Regions from separate parts of the Mus musculus genome. Here region 2 is linked to region 1. The links are chromatin loops, found by intact Hi-C in ENCODE. Cell type or tissue: gastrocnemius. All regions are shown on one strand.

Region 1 (8,000 bases):
TTTATAACAAGTCTAATTTCCATTTTGCTGTCTTGGTCTGCCAAGGAGAGAGAACAGACCCTGCTCAGTATTCCAGGGTGCAGAGTCTCCTGGTCTCCAGCAAAGCCTTGGAAGAATACAAGGAGAATTGCTTCATCAAACTTTGCCTCACTGTCTCTGAGGGGAAGGACATCCTCCTCGATGTCAGCGAGTTCACCTTTGAACTGAAGCCAGCACGGCTGTATGTGGAGGACACCTTTGTTTACTACATCAAAACTTTGTTTGACACCTACCTTCCTCCCAGCAGGATGTCTGGTCACCATGCACAGCTGTTCACAGGGCAGCAGGTGCTGCCTGTGCAGGTGACACAGCACGCCAAGGCATTGGTGAACGCAGTGAAGTTACGGAAGCTGCTCATCCAGCCAGTGAACCTGCTCATCAGCATCCATGCCTCCCTGAAGCTGTACATAGCCTCCGACCACACCCCTCTCTCCTTCTCTGTGTTTGAAAGAGGACCAGTGTTCACCACAGCAAGGCAGCTGGTGCACGCACTGGCCATGCACTATGCTGCTGGGGCTCTTTTCAGAGCAGGTGAGGATGCAAGGGAAGGGTCTGTGGCGGGCTAGCACCTGGACAGAAGTGGTCCATTGTGGCAGGGGGCTGTCTGTTACACAACACACGGGAAAGCAGGTAGGCCTGGGTGATAGGGCCACAGCTAACAGAACTGGATCTAGATCTGAATGTTCAGTGTAAACCTTGGGTGAATATCGAACTCTTGAGCCTGCATCTTCAGCTGTAAAGTGGATTTTAAAGGCTATGGGATGGTTTACACTAGGGACCAAGGAGAGAAATAAGACTTCTGTTTCCCATCTGGCTGGAAGAGCCTACAAGGAGTGTTTGATGTGAGTACAGAATCTTCCGTGAGGAGCATTCTGTGCAAACATGAAAATCGGGCTCCCTGTGGTACTTGACAGTCATCCTCTGTAGGGCATGTGTTCCTGACTCAGGGTCAGTCTTAGATAGAGGGTGCTAGCCTGCTCCCAAGGTGCTAACAGTTATCAGAGCAGCATCCACACTTGGCTTTGTTCAGGATGAGTTCCTGCACGAGATAACCTTGTTCTTGGTGAATGAATTCCCATAGCCTATTCAGGCTGTGGCAACAAATGACTGTATTACCATTAGTAAGAGGCCAGTAGTCATGCTACATGGGTAAGATTAAACCGTCTCCATAATGAAATACATAGAGATCAGGAACAGGTTGGCTGCACCATAGAAAAAAAAGGACAGCCTCCAGCTGAGAGCCTTAAATGACCTGTTGTTTGGATAGTTTGCACAATAATGAAGAAATTAAATGACTCCTTAGCAAGGAGCCATTTAAAAATAATGAGGAATATTTCAAACTGAATAGACATGTATATCTCTGTAAAGTACCCCAGACACTTACCCTTCTGGTACACTGACATATATCAGCTCTTTAGTCAGAGGTCAAAAGAGGAGGAGGACTCCCTGCGGTCACAGCTGACACCAAGCTAGGAAGCTGGCCTAAAGGACAGATTCCACCTGTGCCCGGGTAACCATGGCCTCCATAGGCTTTGTGCGAAACCTACTGCCTTGTTTTACTGGGACTGAGGGATCTCATGTGAACATTCTCTCTGGCCTTCTTATAGTTAGAAATCCTGTGATTGTCTCATTTTCAATATACAGCAGGAAAGAAATTTTAACACCAAAGCTGAAATTGAAATTGAAAACATTGTCACTAAAACTGAATATTACTTGAAAGAAAAGTCATTGGAGCATTGAGAAATAGAAAGGCCACGGGGAGGGTGGCTGGCAGGCCCAAAGAGAATGGACTAGCATTCCTGTAGAGAACGGATGAGGGCTAGCCAGGAGGGAGTGGGTTGTGTCCATCTCACTTAGGGCTGCATTTACCCACTGGACTCAAGGTTCCTGGCTGGGATGCTTAAAACACCATGACCTCATTTCTGGGGAAGTCTGTGGAGTCATTTGAAGAGGCTTTAAAAACCCATAACTGCTAACTAGAAATGAGTAGCTCCATTCAAAGGGAGGAATGTGGGCTTGAGAATTTCTCAAGGTTCTTGCCTACCTCCAGCTCCCACTCTCATAGACTCAGATCACCCACAAGATTTCCAAACAACTAAGCCAAAAATATGCAGATGAACCTCTGCATCCTTGGGTTCACATCTGCAGATCCAACTACTTGTAGCCTGAAAATACTGAAGAATTATGTGTGTTCTTGCCATTTATCCCTTAAATATGCAGAATAAATAGGCCAGCAAGATGGCCGCTGTCCAGTTGAGTGGGTAAGAGTGGAAGGAAAGGACTTACAAGTTGTCCCCTAGCCGCCACAGGTGTATACCTTTGCACACCCACAGCCACATAAATTAGGAGTAGTAGTAAACATTTTAAAGTCAGCAGCACGTTGGGCACAGCTTGTGCACTATACAGCAGTACACACTCAGGCAATGTCAGTGTAGTGCAGGTGGCCAAAGCTCGACGGCGAGTCTGGAACCCATGCCTGCTGGGTGCTGAGGCCACTTCACTCACCTCTGAGAAAAGAGTAAAGAGCATCCTTGTATACTCTCTGTCTTTTTGTCTAGCCTGGATGCCACCAAGTGGAATCTCCATCCACAAACAGCCCTCTGGTGGCTTCAGGCTTTACTGATCACAGATTTACTGATCAGCGGTACACCTTCCATATGGTTAGGAAGAATAGGAAAGGACTCTCAGCAGCCAGATGGGATTAAGAGTCAACGTGGGCCTTCCCCTGTATGCCCTCTATGTTCCCAGACCTGAAGGAAGCTTCACTGGAGCCTGACAGGAGACTCTTTCACATGTGTCAGGGAAACCAAGGTCTCTAAACCAGCCATCAGATGGAACCTGTGATCATTCTGGGAGATCCTCTAAGAAGAGGAATAACTTATTCCACAGGACCATTGATTGATTGATTGATTGATTGATTGATTGATTGATTGATTGAGATGGGCAGAGATCAAGTAAACTAACCTAGGTTGGAAACCCTACTCCTAAATTTTTCAGCCAGAGACTGTGAATGTCTTACTAACAAAATCTCACTTCAGTGTCCTCTGATTCCTGCCAGTAGAGATACTGTAGACACACATCAAGTGGGATTGTCATCTACCTCCTGTATCCATACAGCTCTGACCCCCAGCAGCTCAGTGGTCAGGCACACTTGCAGGGTGATGGTGGCACTGTTGGCCTTGTGCTTGGGGGATTCCATGAGCAGTGCCTTGGCCCCACGTGGCTCTTCATTTGTCAGTCCTAATGACTGACAGCCATGTTGTCACCCTAATGCTCCAGAAAAGGGCTCAACATTTATGCCAGTCCTATGCTCTCTACTTTAGGAAGCTCTCTGCTTTGATAGTGACCTGGGGACTTGGCCTCCCTCTTCGGTTGGTGACTTAACTGAGGATCTCTGTCACAGAGACTTGCTATTGAGAGAGGGAACAGTTCCCATCCTTTGCCTTACCTCACAGCCTTCCCAATAAAAAGGCCACAGTACTGAGTTTGGCATAAAGATTCCTAAAGGAAGTTGCTTTTTCAGATCTCTCCTCTCCCTGCCCCTGGTCTTTGCCTGCCCCTGGAGTCCTCTGGGCTTACAAGCCCTCAGTCCCCACCCCAGGCGGAAGGGAAAAGGCAGAAGGCTGTGAGCAAGCCACTGGAGCAGGCCAGCTCCTGGCAAGTCTGAATTTAAATAGGAAAGCAGACCCAAAGCCACGCTCCTGGGACATGGGTGGGGGAGCACTTCCCTCTCGCTAACCTAATCAGTGTGTCCCTGTCACCGATGTTTACACAGCCCAATAGGGTTGAAGGAGAGACATTTGTTTGGCTCTAGCTCCACTCTAAGAGAAGTACTCAGCTTGATAGGATTGTGAAAGATTAAAAAGAACCCTCCATCCTTGTCAAAGCTTGCATCCCTTTTGCAATACCCTATTTTAGCATCTGGCTTCTCACCACCAGGCAGCTGCTGCTGCTGCTGCTGCTGCTGCTGCTGCTGCTGCTGCCGCCGCCGCCCTGACAGATAGGGAGAAACATCTCAGTCTGTGAGCACCTGCAGCCCAGAGTGCCTGACTGAGCTGGAGGTGTTCTCTGCACATGGCTCCCTTTACAGGAGTACAGGAGGCTTGGGCACAGAAGTCATATTAAAGCCATTTGCAAGGCTGCCAGAGGAACACTGTGATTTATAAAGTATGAAAGTTCACCATTTATGAATTCACAGATATGATTTCCCATATTTTGCTCCAAAGAAGCTTATGGGTGTCATACACCCTTCGTTCTAGTGTGGAAAGGGAATTTTAGAGAAAGCAGGCCACTTTTCATGAGTGTTGAAAGTGCTGAACTCAAGGTCTCAATAACCCCTTCCCTTTGTGTTGCAGGCTGGGTGGTGGGGTCTCTGGAAATCCTCGGCAGCCCCGCCAGCTTAGTGAGAAGCATTGGGAATGGGATCTCGGACTTCTTCAGGCTTCCATATGAGGGATTGACCCGAGGCCCAGGAGCCTTCGTGAGCGGAGTCTCCAGAGGGACCACATCATTCGTCAAGCACATTTCCAAAGGTAGCGGGTGCCGGTCCTTGCAGGGCCTTGTCTTGTGTTTCAAGCGTTCATGCTGTTCAGTTTGCTCACCCAGCCTGCAGCTTCTGTTGTGTTAACTTGCTGTGAAATGCTGGGATGATAGCAAAGCTCATGTTTTAAACAAATCACTGCTTGCCTGTAGTGTTTAAAAATGTTTCAGAAACGTTCTCATTGAGAAAACACAAACTGGCTCCACTGTTATTCTATACAATAAATATAGAAATACTGACAGTGTTTGTGACCTCTGCTAAGCAGCAGGGCTCCCACACCAGTTGCCTCATCATGTTTCTAAAATGCAGATACAGTTGTCATAGCTGTCTAAGGACATGGACTCATTGTAGTGGGGAAGCTGACTGCTAAGCCAGCTTTACTCCCACTCCCTACATCCACAGTGCCATCTTGTGGTCCAGACAGGTCATCAGGCATGGAGGCTAAACTGCTTCCCACCAGGAGAATGTTTTCATTTCATCCAGTGTTTGCTCGATATTTTGGTCAGGTTGGCAGTGACCAGGGAACTAACAAGGGCCATCTGAGTCCCCTTTTCTTCTCAGCGGGAGGCAGAGAAAACAGGGCAAAGGCCTTCTTGCCCATAAAAGGCATTTTACTGTAGACAATACCATAACTCTGTTATGAGTGGGCAGGTTACTGAAGACTCTAGAAGACCTCAAAAGAAGACTTAGGCTTGAAATATGAGACTCCATGATCCATAGTGAGGGTGGGGGCTCCTGGTGGGGGGTTGGCAAGAGAGCAGCCAGAGTAATAAAAACAAATTCCATGGACAATGAAAGGGAGCCTCCCCCAGCCCCAGATCCCGGGAGGCCTGGGAGCGGACTAGAAACTCACAGATGTGTGCCTGGTGGGCTTCTCAGTCCTGCCATGGGTCCTCTGAGGTTCTGGTGTTTGTGTTTTACAATAGGACAGCAAACACCTGTTAAACTGTAGCTCAGCTTATTTAGCATCCTGACTGCTTCTTACATTTGTTCTCCCATCTTAGCAAAATCGGGGGGGGGGGGGGTTGTCTGTGTGTGTGTGTGTCTGTGTGTGTGTCTGTCTGTGTTGTGTGTTCATATGTCTCTGTGTTTATATGTCTGTGTGTGTCTGTGTTCATACATCTGTGTGTGTCTGTGATTCATGTCTGTATGTGTGTCTATGTGTTCAAGTCTGTGTGTTCATCTGTCTGAGTGTGTCTGGGTATCTTATGTGTTCAGACCACAGGTAAAAATGATAGCTTCAGAAGTGGGACCTGCCATTTCTTCTCTATTGGTGTCTTCTGGTTTTGCTGCTGAGATCCATATGTACTTGCTGGAGCAGTTGGGACTGTTGGAGCATGGGAAGTTGTCTTTTTTTAGGAAAACCAAACAGAATCATTGCCTGGGTTCCTTTGTTGACTTTTCTATCAGTCAATGTCCAGATTACCAAAACTTCATAAATCTTCTATAGCAAATAGGGTTTTTCCCTCAGAATACCAAGTGATAGAGTTTACTTTCTCCCTTTATTAAGACTGAAGTCATGACCAGGTGCGGTCACGCTTGCTGAGGAAGATCACAAGTTCAAAGCTGATGTAAGCCTGTATAAGAGAGCAGAGGAGGGCCGGGCGTGGTGACACACGCCTTTAATCTCAGTACTTGGGAGGCAGAGGCAGGCGGATTTCTGAGTTCAAGGCCAGCCTGGTCTACAAAGTGAGTTCCAGGACAGCCAGGACTATACAGAGAAACCCTGTCTTGAAAAAACAAACAAAAAAGAGACCAGAGGAAGAAAAGGGAACAGTGAATTCACAAGTTGTAAAGTGGAAACATTTCTTGACAATCTACCTGGGACTAAGGAGTATAACCTTAAACATAACCTGTAAAATGAGCTCAGAAACATAGGTAGGCTAGGCATGTAGTCAGCGGTCGGACTTTAATCTCTTAAAACTGGATCCATAGAGGACTTCAAAAATCTTTCCCCCAAGTCTTGAGAAATTATTGGCAAGGTGCAAAGGTCTTAGCCACTCAGTGCTGCTGGCATGTCTTCTCATCCCACCTCACAAACCCTGGCTGCCACCTGAAGGGAACCAGCCCATGCTCTTGTGCCCGCAGGTGCCTTGACATCCATCACCAACTTGGCCACCAGCCTGGCCCGGAATATGGGCCGGCTCTCGCTGGACGAGGAGCACTACAACCGGCAGGAGGAGTGGCGGCGGCAGCTCCCTGAGAGCCTAGGTGAAGGACTGCGACAGGGCCTGTCCAGACTGGGCATCAGCCTGCTCGGTAAGAGACTCGATACTCCTGTCTGCATTCAGCTTTGGAAGCTCCAGGGATGGCCACGTGGCTTCTCGTGGGAGTGGTTGTGGAGTTCGCGACCTTTCATAAATAGAACTGAGCTATGAAGGAACAGTCCCTGGCAGTGCATCTGAGGAGCACTAGGGCAGGAGCAGTTCTACAGTGTGGTGCTGCTCCTTAGCAGGGCTACCTCAGGACTGCCTGGGGAGGAGATTACCAGACACAATACCTGTGCTCCATCTTCCCTACTTAACATGGGTCTTGGTATACAATCTCCAAAGCAAAGGACGAGGGCACAGGACACCCCTAAGCACTTTGAGAAGTGAGTTCCCAGCAACCTTGGGAAAGCATCTACTTCCCCTTAGCATGGCTGCTTGCTTTGTTTGAGCAGCACTTGAGCAGTGTGCACGTGCTGTGTAAACTGTAGTCAGGAGCCAGCTTCCTTCCCCCACCCCCTTGGATTTCTTTATTTCAGATCAGCCCATCTCCAAGCAATTATTGTTTGTCAAGCAGCCCGGTGGTATAGTTAGAGGGGAAGATTTCCATGGGTATTGCAAAGGATCAAGTGTTTGAAAATAAGTTGCTTTGGGAAAATCTATAAAAAGAAAACTTCAGAGTTAGAAATTTACAGAGCAGGATTTTTCAAGGGTGTTTTTGTTTATTTGCTTTCAAAGGAATTTAAAACTATACTGCTTGGCACCCTGCCTTTCTAGCATCTGAGGGAGTATGTAGTGTAGAGATCAAAGTGACCGTGGAAGTGTAGAGGCCAGAGTGGAAGAGATGAGCCTGAAAGGTTTCCTCCTCCCTTGTTCTGGTGTCTGTGCAGTGCAGAGCCTCACCAGCACAGAGGAACTTCTCTGTGGGAGGAAGTGGTACAATGTTACAAGTGCAGGTTGACTTGCCAGAGACTAGTTAAGCACTAACAGTTTGTGGTGTGGGGTATGTCATTTGATAATGAGTGGAAAGTGGGGCCAGTAGGTAAACCAGCAGTCCCCTTGCTTGCTTTGGGGAGGACGGTGTGGCAGTGGGTAGACTGTGTCCCTCAGGGCCCTGGACTCCAAGATAGGTTATCCAAGTCCTTTCTTTGTTTGTTTTTTGTTGTTGTTGTTGTTGTTTTTGTTTTTTGAGACAGGGTTTCTCTGTGTAGCCC
Region 2 (8,000 bases), 400 kb before region 1:
AGAGAATTGAGGATAGTAATATAATGAAAATTATTGCTACACCATTAGGTAAATAAATACAGTCTTGATTTATTATAACCATTAATGATGTGTATCCTCTTTTGTGGCTAGCACAAATTGGCTCTGTGTTGAATTCATTTTATGTAGACTGGAGTGTGAAAGTCAAATTTATAATAGCTATTTAGCATAGGGTCTTTGACTTTACTTGTTTTTAAAAGAATGTTTAAGAAATCGAGCTGGTAGTTCTTGACAGTTTTACTAAACGTATTTAAATTAGTTATGATAAAGATTTCAGTCATTATAAATACTATGACTATGTTTTTCTAAGTTTATAATAAATTTACCCCCTATTAGTAATAAACTAATAGAACTAATTAATCAAACCTTTGTAAGAGGTATTAAACAGTTCTGTTAACATATTTTCTCCAATTAAATGAAGAAACATGTTTTATTTAGTGTGTCTACACTAAATAAGAACCAAAATTTTCATGGCAAATGATCCTCAAATTAATATTTGAAAATTAGGTCAAATTATCTCTTGCATAAATGAAGAATTATACGCTTATTTGAAGCTGTTTATGCTCTCTGCAGTCATATTTCCTAAAAGCTACTCTTGCTTTCCAGTTAATTAAACATTTTAGAATGTAATTACCTTCTGCTATTAGTTAGATATGTTAAACTGTTTAAGATATTAGCTTTTACTATTTGAAATGTGTAAATATTAAGAATATTTTGACATTTGCAAGTAGAAGTTAAGAGTTTTAGAATTTACCTCAATAACATAAAATATGTTAAGCTATAATTTTAAGTCCTGTTTTGAGTTTGAAACACGTGGATTAAACATGTAGCTATGTATATATTAGTTGATTCCTCTGAATTTTACATAATTTCCATTCTTATGGATTTATGTTCAATAACTTTTAAATCACAATTAATTTATATTTCTTTAATAGTTTCTGTTTCTAATTACTATTTTTTTGACAAAGTCAAACTTGTAAATATTTTATGCAATCATTTGAATAGTATTTTAGTTAGCATGGTGTCTTTTTCATCATTAGGTATGGTATATTTTTCTACATAAACTGATATATATTTGATAAAATTTAAAAAATGATTTTACCTGAAAGTGTTTCATTGACTTTCAGCATGTGAGGAAAGAGCTTGAACTTTAGCATCATACCTGAGCCTCAAAAGTTTGATTTCAACTAAATCGGTTTTCTCAATTCATGTTGACAGTCTTATGTGAAACAAATTTTTGTAATGAGATAGAAAGATGGAATAGAAACTATATCTCCTGATGTCTGATCTGAGTGACACAGTGTCTCTGGTAAAGCTTATACTTTATCATATAAACTAGTGTGGACTAGTTACATATGCTTACTTACAGTATGGACGTGTGACATGAGGATAGGAACTTTAGTTTGCTTCAGTTTTTCCACCAGAGAATGGAACAGTCATTCCAGCTTAATATTGTTTTGAATAGTTGCATAATTAATAATGAACATTAATATTGTTATGAGTATTTAGATAATGAGCAAAGAACCTTTTTATGAATAATGTGTGACTCACGCAGGACACAGTCAGCGAATGCTGAGTATTTCTTCACATAGGAAGTAAGAGATATGTCAGCTGGCTGGAAGATGGAAGAACAAATGCGTAATTATTGTCAGGCATTACTTCCTAAGGAAAATTTTAAAGAAGGAACCAAACCCCATTTTTTACAGTGAAAAGACAGAAGCTTTTAGTACTCATTTGAGAGATTATGTTCCATATATTGTGTGGTTATTTAGAGTCAGGGCCAACTGCCTTTCGTAGGGTACCACTTCAAACACTGCTGCCGCCTCTGCAGGTTGCAAGCACATGATTGAAGGCTTCTAGTTCTCAGCTCCCGCACAGATGTCTTTCAGTACCTATAGGCAGTAATTTCTTCAAATTGCTCACTTTATCAGCAGCACATGTCATCAATCCTGAAGTGGTTGCTCAAGTCAAACTGCAGAATCTTTAGCTTACAGATGCAGCTGCAAACAGGTGAACAGGCAGAAAGTAATTTGTGCAGCTTGGTGGCTGTCAGACAAAAGGCAGACAATCTGTGTTTAAAACAGATTGCAGGCCCTGTATGGGCTAGACAAAAGGGATTTCTCCAACTGCAAATAATTCCAAGGTTAACATATTTTATTATGTCATTAGGTGATTTGTTAAAATTTAAAACAATGAACATGATAAATCTACACAGAAACTGGAGACAAGATAAAAGAGAAAATCCGATCAGTGAATAGATACACATTTGTTTTTCCAGGAAACATAACTGGCCTTCATAGAAGCCATTTTATCACAAGTTAATGCAGGCTATAAAATAGTTCTTTGATGCTTTAAAGATCGTAATAAGTTACATTAAGAATTATTCCTATTTAAAAAACCATACAGCCAGAACAGGACAGCTTCATGAAAAACATTTAGTTTTGAGATTATTATTTTGTAGATGTTGGAATTTGCTTTTGTCAGACATTGTTTAGATTTTTGTGTGACTCTTTCCCAAGATATTTTTAAAAGTAGTGTGTGCTAGCTACATCATACATTTCAGGATATCTGTATCCAATACTTAAAAAAACCCCATAAGTTACATATAGCAAAACTTTCAGAATATGTATCTAAAAAGTCTCCTTGTTTTTGTTTTGCTATTCATTAAGATAGTCACACTTTACAAGATTCTTCCATAATAGTATTAGTATTGACAGTATTCATCATTTTATCTCTAATTTTTTTTTTTGTTATTTTTTTCAAAACAGGTTTTCTCTGCATAGCCTTGACTGTCCTGGAAATTCCTCTGTAGACTAGGCTGCCTTGAATTCAGAGATCTGTCTGCCTCCCCCCACCCCCTTCCTTGCTGGGATTAAAGACATGATACCACACCCAGATATCTATAAAATTTAATATTGGTAAATACCTTATGAGACTCCAAAATCAGCAAATTATTAATTACCAGTATTCGGCTGCATGAGTGCAGACTCACTACACAAAGCAGAATGAAGAAATTTGCTTCATAGTCTTTGTATCTGCAAAGAAAATTATTAAACAATACATACATGCTCTTGTGTACAGCCATGCATACATATAGTTAGGTGTTTAAAATGCACATGCCATGAACACATTCATTCATTCATTCATTCATTCGTGTCTGTACGGTGCATAGGAAGGAAAGCAACAGCCCATGTTGTTACATGTGTGCTTCTGCGTTTTTTCACAACCCTAAGTGAATTACATGTTGTTTTTCTATTTTGTTGTTTAATTTCAAAATAATTTAATATTGTAATTACTATAAATATTGAGTATTTATGTATAATATTTAAAAGCAAAATTTTACATGAAGTCTGATTCTGGTTTTGTTAATATTACATGGTTTGGGAAACTTTTTAATCGTCTCTTAGTTTTTTAATGATCATTTATCTAAGTCATTGTTCATATTATATTTTAAAAAATGTATAAAGAATTTTATCTGATGTCTTGCAAGGGTTCTCATATACACTAATGGACAAACCCTGCAGGGGCCTCTTGTTTTGGAGTCTCTCAACCTTGATGTTGATCTCCCTCACCCCCCCCCCCCCCTTCCACTATTCCCTCCAGCCCCCGTAGAGTAGGATAGTTACAATGCTGTGTTTGTGTCTCTGTGTGTGTGTGTGTCTGTGTGTGTGTGTGTGTGTGTGTGTGCGCGTGCGCACACGGGCCCATGCTGGTGCTTATGTATATGGAAACAGGTCCAGAAAGAGGACATTGGGTGTCTTTCTTTATTACTTGCCTCCTTGCTTCTTGAGATAGGTTTTCTCACTAAACTTCAAATTTGCTGTTTTTTACTAGACTGGCTGGCCAAAGAGTTCCTAGGATAGGTCTGTTTTTGTTCCCAGTGCTGGAGTTACAGACTTATGTGGCAATCCTTGGCAGTTTTTCATTAGAAATTAAACTTTGGATCCCATGCTTGTAGAACAAGTACCTTACTTACAGACCCATCTCCTCAGTCCTCTAGAAACTGACCGCCACCACCACCACCAGCACCAGCACCAGCAGCAGACTACTGTTTGTACCAATATTGTGTGGACCAGGATAGAGTATTACCATGTTAAGACACAGTGTTGCCTATGACTTGGACCCAGCCTATCACCTGTTTTTTCTGGAGAAAAAAAAAGTTCTGAAGTTCCTTTGTGTGACAGTAGTAGAACTGAATAACTATGAAAGAAATTCTACATAGTGCAAATCCTAAAGCATTTCTCTTTAGCTCAGGAGAAAATAATGTTTGCTGGCCCACACTGTAGACTGAGCTCTTTTAAGCAAAGCTTTGTACATTTTTGGATTTCATTTTTTTATTCTTGATGTATTATATTTATGAATATGCTCGCTTTCCTCACATTTTATTTCATACCTAATCCATTTATCTCTTTAACATGCAGCGTCTGTTGTGGGTGTCTTGCTTTGTTTAGTGAGCCTGTCACTGCTTGTTTTGTAGGACTGAAGTACTGGAGGTTACGAAGGAGGGCACCAGCAGGGGGCAGTATGGAGCCTTTACCCAACCTGCTTAGACTTCATGTTGTTGGTTTGAAGTTCTTTCTAATATATTAAAATAGATGTTATAGTATTACTAAGTTATCATTTTATAACTTTTATATTTCCATTTCTGTAATTTCCTTCAGTCTTTATTAGTGTACTTGATTTTAAACTTTGTCTGAGCTATAATATAATCTACCACATATTTACCATATTTACACTTGAAATATCCTTTATTCCTTAATCTTAGATAGTCTTTGCAATAACTGAGGTATTTTTCTTTGGAAATGTCTTGGAGGGGCTGTCTCAGGCTTGTCTGGGGTTTCCCAGTAGAATGATAGCTCTCTTTGTGTTCGGGCCTTCTTGGATTAGCATCCACTGAGCTCCTGCTGCATTCTGAGTGCAGTGCTTTCCAAGTGTTGGGAGCTCTGGAGGTGGACAGTGGCTCTCACAGGCTCCTCCTGTGTTCTGAAGAAATGCTGTTTATAGCCAGTTTTCAATGAGTATCTCATGAAGTTTGATTAAGCCCTTTTCTATCTCATCATTGCATTAGAATATACTGATCACAATACGTGTGCTATGTATTCATTACGAAGGCAAAATCACCATAATAAAATATTTTTACATTTGATTTCCTAAATAAAGTAAATATATTTTATAGGGCAGGGGAAAAAAGTACTTAGGCAGTCCAAAGGGCTAATCAGAGAGTCTTTATGTGCACTGGTAATGTGCTGTGCAATATAAGCTGAAATATATTCCACAAGGGAGGAAAATGGAATCGGTTACATACACTGTTCCTAAGTGTAATGATCATAAGACTCCATTACTCACTTTAGGCAGGTGCTTTTTATATGAGGCTTTAAGGAAATGTAAGGCTGCTGTGAGGTGATTGGTTTGTACAGACATAGTTTACTATCAGGTTGTCTGACAGGTTAAAGAAGCTGGAAGTATTTTTGCAAACATTTACTAGTGTCTAGTGGATGACAATGAGTATTTATTTGGTGGATAGATGCATAATAACATTGCATAATACGTGCAATTTTTCTGTGACTTATTTAAGAAACATTTACAGAGATGCAATGAAATTTTGTATTTTTGTTCTTAATGATGAGAAAATGCTACTCCCTGAAACTTCTTTGACAGATACATATTTTTGAAAGGCTCACTAAATAGTATTTCTTTGTAGTTTTAGCCTGTTCTTTAGAACCTGTGTTTTATTTATTTGTTTTAATTAATCATTTTATTCATTTACATTTCAAATGAATCCCCTTCCCAATTTTCCCTCCACAAACCTCCATCGCATCCCCCCTCCTACACTTTACCTGTATGAGGGTGCTCCTCCATCCACCCACCCATTCCCGCCTCACTGCTCTAGCATCTAGCACACTGAGGTATGGAGCCTCCACAGGGATGCCAGTTAAGACCATCTTCTGCTACATAAGTATCTGGAGCCATGAATCCCTTCATGGATACTCTTTAGTTGATGGTTTAGTCCCTGGGAGCTCTGGGTGGTCCCTTTAGTTGATATTGTTCTTCCTCTGGGGTTGAAAAACCCTTCAGCTCCTTTAGTCCTTCCATTAGGGTCCCCGGGCTTATTCTAATGGTTGGCTCTGAGTATCTGCATCTGTATTAGTCAGGTGTTGAAAGAACCTCTCAGGGAACAGTCATACCAGGCTCTCCTGTCATCAAGCACTTCTTGGCATCAACAAGAGTATCAGGGTTTGGTGTCCACAGATGGGATGGATCCTTAGGTAGGGTAGTCTCTGGATGGCCTTTCCTTTAGTCTCTGTTCCATTTTTTTTTTTTTTTGTCCCTGTTTTTCCTTTGGCCAGGAACAATTCTAGGTTAAAATTTTTGAGATGGGTGGGTGGCCCCTTCCCTCAACTGGGGGCTGGAGGTGGTTGCTACAGGTTCTGTCTCCCCTGTGTTGGATATTTCGGCTACTGTGATCCCGTTGGGTCCTGGGAGCCTCTAGCTCCCCTGGCATTGGGGACTTTATAGTGAGTACCCCCAGTTTCCCATGGCCCACTGCTACAAATTTCTGTTCCATTCCTGACCCTCTGAGGGATAACAGATGGGGAGGGAAAAAGGGAGCAGGATCAGATATGGGAAGGGACAGGAGAGAAGAACCTGTGTTTTATAGTGTGATGTTTGGGCAAATTTGGGGACATAGGATAACTTTTTAGGATGAATACTGAAGCAGTAAAAGAACGTCAGTCACAAAGATTTGAAGGTCATACCTACGTATTTATGCTGTGCATTTTTCTTCTGTGGCACTTTGATTTCCTTAGAGAGAACATGCATCTCTATGTTGTTTAAATATAGAACATTCCTTCATAAATACATTTTCTTTTACATGAACTAAACGTTAAATCAGAAAGATAATAAGTTTTTTTTTTTAAAGAATTGTTCTCATCTTTAAACCTATGAATGAATGGAATTTTAAAAAGCCTATCATTGCTATAGGTCCATCTCTCCCTCCCTCTCTCCCTCCCTTCCCTTGCCCCTTCTCATTACTTCGAGTAATTGTTTCTGAGCTGAGTCTGCTTTATTCTCTGTGGATTTCCCTATCCTGAATAGGTCATATGAAAGGAATCAAAAGTGTGAATCTTTGGAGAGTTCAAAAATTTTTTTGCTGCATAACATTTTATGATACATATAAACCAGTTACTATAAATAAGATTTTGTTACGAACATAGTTTTTCTTTTTTCTTTTTTCTTTTTTTTTGTTTAATATCCAAGAGTACCATTTATGGGCGTCATGATATAGGTGTTATTTTGTTTTTTAAAAAATTGTTAAATTGCTTTCAGTAATCTCTATACCGGTTGACATATCCTCGTATGACTACCATTTCTTTACATACTTAACACCATGTGATTTTGTTATGTATTTTGTTTTAGATGTTGGAGTAGTTGTGTCATGATGTTGTTATTATTTTAATTTCTCTTTACCTGAATGTAATAAGATGATGATACATATTTTTTATTCATGAAAAATTTATACATGTATTCAATGAAATATGAACATATCAACTCCCCAGTGTCCCCTCTAACACTCCCCATTTACCCTAACCCGTCTATCTTACTATATTTATGTCTTTGCTTTCTGTTTATAAATCCCCTCAATGGAACGTCTATTTGTATTTTAATTTATTTTCATGTTATTATTTGCGTATTTGAGGAGCATTTATAATCTCTAGATATGTTGGTTCATTGTTGGATTGTGGTTTTCAAATGTTATTTCTTGACATCTTGTATTCCTTTTTTTGTGCAGTAGGGTCTTGTGTACATTTTATTTTAATTAGGTATTTTCTTCATTTACATTTCCAGTGCTATCCCAAAAGTCCCCCATACACTCCTCCCCCCCCCCCCCCCCACTTTGGCCCTGGCGTTTCTCTGTACTAAGGCATATAAAGTTTGCATGACCAAGGGACCTCTCTTTCCACTGATGGCCGACTAGGCCATCT

What was found. A loop is a pair of places that touch in the nucleus more often than their neighbours do. Peaks named below come from ENCODE experiments on the same cell type or tissue, not always from the same donor. Only the 100,000 strongest peaks of a DNase experiment are listed, where the experiment ranks them.
Region 2: it touches region 1 in a loop (6-fold over the local background); 9 of 42 quality-filtered maps call a loop at or near these places.

What each region holds. Positions count from the first base shown.
Region 1 is chr15:35,910,380-35,918,379 of GRCm38, forward strand. Vps13b (vacuolar protein sorting 13B) reads left to right here. Exons shown (of 62, transcript NM_177151.4): 56 at 1-570; 57 at 4,395-4,571; 58 at 6,668-6,838. Among named protein-coding and RNA genes, the nearest start is that of Cox6c, 24 kb to the right of the region's middle. In gastrocnemius, a CTCF peak has its summit at 4,993 (motif pointing left); a DNase peak (open chromatin) is centred at 4,992; H3K27ac peaks cover 2,639 bases.
Region 2 is chr15:35,514,075-35,522,074 of GRCm38, forward strand. The region is part of intron 17 of Vps13b (vacuolar protein sorting 13B); the gene reads left to right. Among named protein-coding and RNA genes, the nearest start is that of Gm24771, 31 kb to the left of the region's middle. In gastrocnemius, a CTCF peak has its summit at 4,527 (motif pointing right); a DNase peak (open chromatin) is centred at 4,532.